Regions from separate parts of the Mus musculus genome. Here region 1 is linked to region 2. The links are chromatin loops, found by intact Hi-C in ENCODE. Cell type or tissue: left cerebral cortex. All regions are shown on one strand.

Evidence for each region. Hi-C counts contacts between places; a loop is a spot of excess contacts. Peaks named below come from ENCODE experiments on the same cell type or tissue, not always from the same donor. Only the 100,000 strongest peaks of a DNase experiment are listed, where the experiment ranks them.
Region 1: it touches region 2 in a loop (4-fold over the local background); 4 of 42 quality-filtered maps call a loop at or near these places.

What each region holds. Positions count from the first base shown.
Region 1 is chr11:107,789,378-107,794,377 of GRCm38, reverse strand. Cacng4 (calcium channel, voltage-dependent, gamma subunit 4) reads left to right here. Exons shown (of 4, transcript NM_019431.4): 1 at 1-133. It overlaps Gm11650 (predicted gene 11650), which reads right to left and starts at 506. Exons shown (of 2, transcript NR_165828.1): 1 at 413-506. In left cerebral cortex, no CTCF peak of the experiment used is centred here; DNase peaks (open chromatin) are centred at 52, 452 and 2,050; H3K4me3 peaks cover 1,421 bases.
Region 2 is chr11:107,850,333-107,855,332 of GRCm38, reverse strand. No RefSeq gene overlaps it. Among named protein-coding and RNA genes, the nearest start is that of Cacng4, 58 kb to the right of the region's middle. In left cerebral cortex, a CTCF peak has its summit at 2,043 (motif pointing right); a DNase peak (open chromatin) is centred at 2,015.

The DNA.
Region 1 (5,000 bases), 61 kb after region 2:
ACCGACTACTGGCTGTACTCCAGCGCGCACATCTGCAACGGCACCAACCTGACCATGGACGACGGGCCCCCGCCCCGCCGCGCTCGCGGCGACCTCACCCATTCGGGACTGTGGCGGGTGTGTTGCATCGAAGGTAGGACCCCTACCCCCAACGCACACACATAACACGCACACATGCACACGCACACATTGCCCCGGGGAGTGGGCCGGGGGAGGGGTGGGCGCGGCGCTGGCTCCACGCGAGACACAAAGAACCTAAAGCTGGGAGGGTGGGTTCCCGAGTGGACACGGGCGCAGCAGCCTCGGGTCCCTCTAGGCTGGGGACCTCCCCAACACACCGATCCCACAAACTCTCGGCTCGCACGCGCACACCCCCTCGCGCACAGACACAATGAAACACACAGAAACTCACGCACGCGCGCGCAACCCGAGAGCGGAGCGATCCCCAGGGGCCTCGCCGGCGCCCCTGGGGGAGGTGGAGGCTGGCGTGGGGGCGGGAGGAGTCTAGGGTTGGGGGGAAAGCGGACGCGGGAGGAGGGGGAGGGGTTGCTTGGCAACCGGTGTCTGTGCGATTGCTATGGGAACTGGCCATCCTGGGGCGGGGCCGGCCGGGGGCGGGGAGCCCCGGGGCAGCTAGGCGCTCACTCCAAGCCCCCAACTGAGAGGGTAAGGGCGGGGTACAGGTTGGGCCCCAAGCGGTTCTGGGGGAGCCAGGTAGCTCCAGCCGGCCGGCCTTCTCTTGATCCCTGACACCACAGACTCACTCCTCTCTGCGCGATGGGTACAAGAGGGGAACCGCGCCGCGTCTCCCGTAACTGAGGCAGCAAGCCCTGGGTCACTGCCCCTCAGCACGAAGTCGGCAAGAGACCTCCGTAGGAACCAAACTGGGGAGAGGAGAGTCAACAGCGGACCAAGAGTGGGCTGGGAGGGGCGTGGTCGCTGTTAGGGCAGGGCGGGGCTCTGTGACCCCCCTAGTATACAGAGACTTGAGAGGTGTGCTTCGGTTGAAATGCATCTAGAGATAGGGATTGAGTCCCTTGGACTGTGGGGACAGCTTCTAGGAGCGCGAGGCAGAAACCTCCGACGCCGGAAATGCATTAGGCTTCTTAGCCCTCCTGGCGCCCTCATGCCCAACGGAAACTCGAACTAACAGGTGTCTACGGAGGGGCGGTCTGGTTCTGCCAGGTTGTAGTCAGATCGGCTGGTTGGTCTCTGACACTGGGGACAGATCAGGGGAACTGGCGATCATTGCTTTAATTTCTCAAAAATCCTTGCGTAGTGTTTCGACTTTCTTTCCGTCACCATTTCTCGTGTGCACTCCGCCCCTGGGAAATTGAGGAAATTCTTCCCTCCTCTCCTCCCTTCAGCTACTTAAGTGTGGTGGGATGCCACAGGAGGGCCAGCTCTTAGAAAGATAGCCCTTCCTGGACGCGTTTTGAATCATATGAAAGGAGGCATTGTGAGGTTTGACTTAGTGATACCCCCCCCCCCACTGTCCCCGCCAGACCCTGGGCTCCTGTCCATCTCTGTCCTCCAATTCCGAGTCCAGATCAGGACTGCTTCTGCACTTTGGAGTTTTATGCTAGCTCTGAGCGGTTTGTAGATGACAGAGTTGTGAGATCAATAGTTAAGGGGGAAAGAACGCCTCACAAAGGAAGTGGTGGGCCCACGATGACACCCCCCTTTTCTTCTGAAAAAAAAACATAATTTTTGGGCATGCAGTTGCTCAGATCGTGAACACCTACACTTCTCATCTGGAGAATGTACCCACGTCACTACCTGCCACCGCACCTGAGTTAGAGAGCAAGGGCTGCAGAGCTGTGTGAGTTCTGCCTCACAGGCTCCACTGGATGCCACCTCCCACCCCCATCCCAAGAAACCCACGGAGCTTGGACCTTCCCGTTTCCCAAGGGAAACTTGAGCGCAGGCAAGCCTGGCCTGCATGGTGACTCCAATGCCTTCTTTATTAATCCCTCATCCTAATTAGGATTGATGCTGCACTTAGCATCTTGCCAGCTGCCTCGAGCCGTTTGAACTCACTGTTCATCAAGAGAGCCCCGGGCTGATCAGGGCAGCTGGCTCGCCTGGCAGAGGGAGCCATCTGGGGGACTTCACGGAAAGAACTGGGCTGCCTCTGTTATTCCCCAAAGCTTGGGGGGTTCTGAGGAATGAGCAGGCTGTACCTACTGGGTGTACCAGGACCAGAGCATCCCCCCGAGACTCAAGGCTGTGAGAGTTGGTTCAAGATTCTTTGTCCAATGCTCAGATCCATAACTGGGCGGGAACTGCCAGCTTTTCTCATAACACAGCAAGGAGGCAGACAGCTCCCAGAGCCACTGATGCCCCCTGTGACGCAGGCCAGCACGTGGCCAGGGACTGAGACCAGGACAGAACAGTTAGCCTCTGGCCACTCCCTAGGGACACCAAGAAGTGTTTTGGAGGGTTACTGCTACTTTATTGGCTTTTGTGGGTAAAATGAACTATTTCTTCCTGTTTTCTAGAACCCCCCACAAACACATAAGCATGACATCTGCACCCCACACACACATGACATCTGCACCTCCACACACATGTCATCTGCACCCCCCACATACATGACATCTGCACCCCCCACATGCATGACATCTGCACCTCACACACATGACATCTGCACCTCCACACACATGTCATCTGCACCCCCACATACATGACATCTGCACCCCCCACATGCATGACATCTGCACCTCCACACACATGACATCTGCACCTCCACACACACATGACATCTGCACCCCCAACATACATGACATCTGCACCCCCAACATACATGACATCTGCACCCCCCACATACATGACATCTGCACCTCCACACACATGACATCTGCACCTCCACACACACATGACATCTGCACCTCCATACACACACATGGCATCTGCATCTCCACACACATGACATCTGCACCCCCCACATCACATCTGCATCTACACACACACACACACACACACACACACACACACACACACGGCATCTGCACCACATACACACATGGCATCTGCACCACACACACACACACATGACATCTGCACCTCCACACACACATGACAGCTGCACCCCACACACATCTGTACACACACACATGACATCTGCATACACACATGACATCTGCACACACACATGACACTGGCACCCCCCCACACACACATGACATCTGCACACACACATGACACTTGCACCACACACACACACAAGCATGACATCTAAATTAAGAGGAGGAGTGGAAAAGAGGAAACATTTGGCTAAACCAGACTACTGCAGCACGCTGTGTATAAGTGTCTCAAGTGCAGCTCAGGGAGTCGGATGGGTTAGCTGGTAGCTCACAAACAGCCAACTCCATTTCCTGAATGTTTCCTGTGCCTTTTAGACCTGGAGGGCCCAGCCCTCTCCCCTAAGGTGTCCACAGAGACACCTGACAGGGACAGCTGCTGTACCCAGCTTCAGCAGAGCTGACCTTGCCCCAGCTCCCCTCCACCCACCTGGCTCTCCCCTGGACAAATGTCAGAAGTCTCAGGTGCACAGTGCTCTCCAGCAAGTTCACACCGCTCTTCAAGGTACTGCCCTCACCCTCATGGGCAGGCAAGAGAGGACAGTTCTGGGACCTGCCCAGAGACACCCAGACAGGAAGCAACCAGCTAGGTTTGAACCTCTTTATCGCTACAGAGCTCTTCCCGCCATGTTACCCTGCCCTTTCCCCAGCAGCTTCTGGGTTGCCATTAAAAAATAGAGAGCCATGTATTTGGCTACTCAGGAGACCCCAGGTTGGGGGGTTGGCAGGAAAGCATTTTAATCGAGGATGTACAACCGGTGCACAGATTGCATAACACACTCTTCTCCCTCGTTGTGTGTGTCTCTCTGTCTCTCTACTTCTGACTCCATTGCTCTTTTTCCATTGTGTCCTGGACTAGCTTGTCCCTACCAGTCACAATTCCGCCCTCCCCCTCCTACCTTCAACCCATTATGCATCTCTTTGTCTATCTCTGGACAAGGCCAGGGATGAAGGGGAAATAAAATCATTTCTGTCTCAGGTATCATCGATGAATGTTTGTTTAATTTCTTTTCATTTTGTAATGTGGAAGGTATAGATCGTGTCCTGCTCGGACATCAAGAGATGGAAGTACCATTTGGACATGGAGAGAAAAGCAGACCCTAGGCACAGAAGCAGGAGTGTAGGACCATCTGCCAAGGCTCCACACCCACCATGAACCACAAAACACACACGGTCTCCTAAGGTTCAGACCTCTAAGAGACCCCATGCTACAAGGTTGAGCCTGAACAACACTCTTCCCTCCCTTGCCCCTCTACCATGTCACCCATAGATGAAGCCGCCTCCGGCACGCTCACGACTGTCAGAACCTTAACAAGACAGCCTTGACACCGGCCGGCGTTGTCTCTGATGCTTCTTTTGTGCCAGCTGGGCACTGATAGGAGACGATACAAAGGCCTTTATCCTAGTCACTCTCACCTTCCTCCGCTGGCCAGAATCTTTGTCACTAGTGTCCCCAATCTTCATTCCCACAGTCACCCACAGATTAAAAATACCTGTTTCTCAGCCCTGTGGCCCGCGTGTGAGGAGGGAGCAGCTAACTAGGGTGTCTGCTCCAGAGGCTCCAGCTGTCCTAAGCCCTATCCTAAGCCCATAGGTGGGAGGGGTGTGTATTCTACATATGCTTCATGATTGGTGAGATCAGACGTGGGTCTTCACACCACACTCCGGGATGAGCCAGACCGCTCAGAGAGTCTGGGTATACAGGATAGCTTTTCTTGGCAGCTGCAAGGCCCTGGATTGTGCTGGGACCATTGCCTCTTATATTCGTTTTGCTTTCTCTTGCACTAACCTAGAGACTGCCCATCCAGTCTTAGCCCATCTACTACTAAGGTGGGTAGTAGTAACCAGAGCAAGCCCTCCATCCCTACTGCTTTGAGGTGCCACCTTCTGGTCCCATGTCCCCTCGGTGTTGATAAT
Region 2 (5,000 bases):
GAAATGTAGTCTAGAACAGGACTTTCCTGCCTTCCCTGGGGGCCTCCCCTCTCAGAGACAGGGGGACTCACTTATTGGCAACCTGGATAATGAGATTCCCACCTCTCCTCTGGCCCTGTCTGCTCCTCTGTCTGCCAAAGCCCTCCCTTGGAAGCACAAGACTCTGGAGGAATGGCAGCCTTGACCCTTCCCCCAAGAGGAAAGGAGGCCAGACCAGGTGAGAATTGCTTCCCAGACTTGAAAGGTGTCAACCTCATTCCCACAATGCCCTCGTTCTAAGGACTGTGCATTTATCAGGCACTGTCTGAGATCCACAGGACCCACAGGGAAGTGCTCTCAGCTTTGGAGGGCTGAAGTCCATCTGTGGTTTGCTCACAATGGCATCTGCAAGGTCTCCAAGCACAGTCACCTATACAGACGTCCCTCAGCACTCTTGCAGGTGGCTTCTAGAAGCTTTTCAGGCACCCAGATCAAGGGTGTACCGTCTCCTACGTGAAGTGGCACAGTACCGGCAAACAACCCAGGCACAGCCTCCTCTAAACTTGAAAGCACGTCCTACAAGTCAGACAATGGGAGGAGATAGACGGCTGAACCACCTAGACAACAATCACAAGGAAAAGTGTGTATTCATTGCAAATGAGTTCTCCGAACTTTTTCTTCCTCCTCTTCTTCCTCTTCCTCCTCCTCCTCTTCCTCTTCTTCCTCCTCCTGCTCCTGCCCCTTCAGTCCCTCCTCCTTCTGCTTCTCACCCTCCTGCTCCCACTCTTCCTCCTCCTTCCACTCTTCATCCTCTTCCTCCCCCTCTTCCTCCTCCTCCTTCACCTCTCTTTGTCTTTGTTTTCTAAAAAGACCCAGGCTTGTCTGCCATACTCAGAAAAACAACAGAGGGGGGGGGGGCATTCAGGATACAAAGGCAGGGGTATCTCTGTGAGTTTGAGGCCAACCTGGTCTACATAGTGAGTTTTAGACCAAGGAGGACTTTTTAGTGAGACCCTGGTTTTGGTTTTGGTTTTAAGCCATAACAGTACCTATCATTGTGTACGCTAACTTAAACTTTTCAGCAACAATGACAAAAGCCTTGGTATGCAGCCCAAGTTGGCTTCAGACTCATGATCCTCTTGCCTCTGACTCCCGAGTGCTGAGATTGGCTTTTTATCAAGTATACTCTGCCTGTGGCTGTAGAATCTAGACAGCCCGATGTATATGCCTGAGATAAAGTATTTACTCTGTAAGCAAGGATGCTTTTCCACCTGGACTCTGGACCCCTGACAATCAGTTGATGTTCATCCACCATCTGCGGCCACACACACACACACACCAAAGAGCCCCTGCTTTAGAGCAGCCATAAACCTGCTCCTGGGGTCTGGGAACAGGGTTCCTCAACCTCTACAGCTAGGGAATGTGATGGTTAATCTTGATGGCCCACCATGGAAGTAAATCTCTGGGCATCCCTAGGGGATAATATTTGTTGGGAATGGGAAGGCCCTGCTCATGGGTAGTACCGCTCTATGGGCTAGGGTCCTGGACTGAATGTAAAGAAGAAAGCGAGCAGAAGACACCATTCATTGCTCTCTGACTTGTGAGAATGGCTGCAATGTGACCAGCTGCCTCTTGTGTCTGCTGCTACACTGTGTGGTGCCTGTATCCCCAAGAACTGTAAGCCAAGAGAAAGCCTTTCTTCCTGTGTTGTTGGCCAGGGTTCTCTAAAGGATCAGAATTGATAGAATGAATATGTATGTATTGAAGAGAGATTTACTAATTTAGCTCTCACAATATGGTCCAGGTACTAGAACAACAGCTGTCTTCCAACGGCAAGGCAGAGAACCTGAGCCCAGCTCTCTAGGCTGGATATCTCAGCAGTTCCAATCTGGTGTTAGTCCTGAAAGATTTCTGGAGAGCTGCCAGTCTTCAGCCTATGCTGGAAACCTGAAGAAGTTTGTTATGTAACAGCAAAGGAAGGCAGCAGTTACAGAGTAGGTGAATTTGCAAGCTAGAGTGAGGGCCAGGAGGCCCAAAGCAGTTTCCTTCTTCCATGTTCTATTATTTGGGCTGCCACCAGAGGGTGCCACCCACACTTAGAGTTTGTTTCCCTGCTTCAAATATTCTAATGAAGAAAGTCTCTCACAGAACTGCCCAGTGGTTTGCATTTTAGTTGATTTCCAGACCAGCCAAGTTGACAACCAAGATTAGCCATCACACTCCCTTATTTCTGTCCGGTATTTTGTCACAGCAGAGGGACAAGTAACAGACACAAGGTGTGTCTTGTGAACTAATTGTAAGAGCTAGAGAGATGGCTTTGGGGTTAAGAGCACATATTGCTCTTGCAGAGAACTCAGGTTTAATTCCCAGCACCCACATGGATGGCTCATGACATCTGCGACTACAGTTTCAGGGGATCTGTATGTGCATACATGCAGGCAAAGCACTCAAGAACATGGAAGTAAATCTTGAAAAATTAAAACTGAAGCTAGGCAGTAGTATGACTCTCTGAGTTCGAGGTCAGCCTGGTCTAAGGAGGGAGTTCCAAGATAGCCAAGGGTACACCTGTCTCTAAAAGAAAAAAAAAAGAAGATAAACAAAAATAAAAACAAACAAATAAATAAAATTGAGCTAAGAGTGACAGCTCCTGGGCTTCAGCTTAAGCCACACTTGGACCTAAGAAGCCTCCGAGCTGAGGTCAGGTGTCCAGCCCCCTACACACACACACACACACACACATACACACAACACATACACACATACACACACACACACACCACATACACACATACACACACACACATACACACATACACACACACACATACACACACACACATACACCCATACACACACACACCCATACACACACACATACACCCATACACCCATACACACACACACACCCATACACACACACACACACACACACACACACACACACACACCTGCCCTTACTAACCACTTAATCAAGGTGCAGGAGCCTCATGTCCAGTAGGGGACAGATAAACAGTGTGTCTGCATAGACATCGGAGAACATTGTCTTATAAAAAAAAAAATACAAGGAATTTTCCAGTTAGAGAATTCAGGAGGGATTCCAACTCTTTGTCCTCTCATTGTTCCCAAATCACTGAGTCCTATTTTGCATAATGATGTCTAATTGCATTACGGAGCATGTTGAACATGCATAGTGGGCCAGCAGCTTACACACGCAGGATGGGAATTTTGCACTTATTAGATACGTTCAGTTCTTTTCAGAGTCAATCTTAGTAAACTGCCCATTCTCCTGGGGGTTTGGCGTTTAGATTTTGACTTCTAAGAAAGGGCTAACAGCCCTTCCAGGGAGGAGAGGGAGACCCCAGTCATACCACCAGTATGCCCCAGTAGAAGGAGGCCTCACCAAGGGGGTGAGTATAGAGTTGCTTACTTGCTAGCTTGTTTGCTTGCCTGCCTGCCTGCTTGCTTGCTTTCTAGCTTTCTTGGTTTCTTGCTTTCTTTTCTTCTAACCCCAATACAGCTCCCAAGTATTCCTAGGCCAGCTCCCATCCAGGTCCAATCGTGCTTAGCTTCCGAGATCAGATGTGTCAGATGTGTGGCCAGGTCAGAAGTAAAGAGTTTATCTAACATGAAGCAGGGAGCCGTGCAAATGCTAGAATTGAGGTCACTAGTGTCTGGGGGGGGGGGCACTGGAAAATGGTCAGACCTACAGAAGAGGGAGGGGCGGTTAGGCCTTTAAAGGCGAACTGCCTGCAGTCATTGCTTCATCTTGTCACAACTTGGTGAATGTGTAAGTCTGGACCAAAGCGAGGGACATTCTAGGCCAGAGAAGCCGTGCGAGGATGGATTAAATGGGTCAGAGGCTTGGGAAGTCCCCAAGTCGAAGAGGAAGAACAGGGAACCAATGTGTTAGCGCAAATCCTTTCCTCTTTAAAAGAGCCAGCAACTGCTCCTTGTAACACACGAAGAGTGGAGGGTAAACTGAGGCTACGAGCCCAGAGGTGAAGCAGGTGCCAGACCACAGGTCAGGGTAACTGAATTCTAAGAGTGTTCGAGCCACATCCTCTGGGAGCACATGGCTCCGAATATTTCCAAATAGCTACCCCTGAAGGCTGGCAGCCTTCACTCCATCTTGTCATATGCAGGGTAAGGTGGCCACAAAGTGAGGGACCCTCTAGGCCAGGGAGGCGTGGCTAGGATAGACCTGTGAGTGCTCATGGGGCTAACACACACAAAAGTTTATCCCAGAGCCTGGAGGTACCTGAATAGAGACGCCACCAGAAGTCACACCTCAAGAGCTTCACTTCAGCCAGCCGCCAGAACAGAGACGCGGGAGCATCCTTCCAGGCTGCCCACCATGGACTTGCTGCTCACAAAGAGAGCCCTTGTCGGGAATGCCACGGAGAGATGCTTCAGCTAGTACGGGGCTTGACATGCAAACATCCAGAACTTACAGGCGTGGTGGTATACACCTGTAATTCTAGCACTAGGGGGGCAGAGGCAGGAGGATTTCCGGGAGCTTGCTGGCCAGTCAGCCTAACACACTTAGTAAACAAACAAGACCATGCATGTTATTTGAGGAGCCACAGTTAATGTCTTTGTCCACCCCACCCACCACCTCTCTCTCTCTCTCTCACATACACACACACACACACACACACACACACACACACACACATACACACAGGTGGTAGGAGAGAGAGAGAGAGAAGAGTATGCCACTGGCAGGGAACAGTGACAGCTGTGGCTGGTCTACCCTGGTGGCAGTCAGGTCTCTAAGTCCAGCTGACCGCGATTCCAGTCACTTCCCTCCACTCCCACAGTGTATTCTTCAACAGCTCCAACAAAACACAAGCAGATAAATCCCTTTCTTTGTCTCAGGCTCCATTTCCTGCATCTGTCACTTAGAACCAAAAGAACTCTGACTCAAATCCACTCGCCTGAGTGGCACACTCCCCTGGGCATCTCCAGGCCTCGCACATGACTGAACCTTCCAAGAAAGGACACACAGTGAGGTGCTGTGG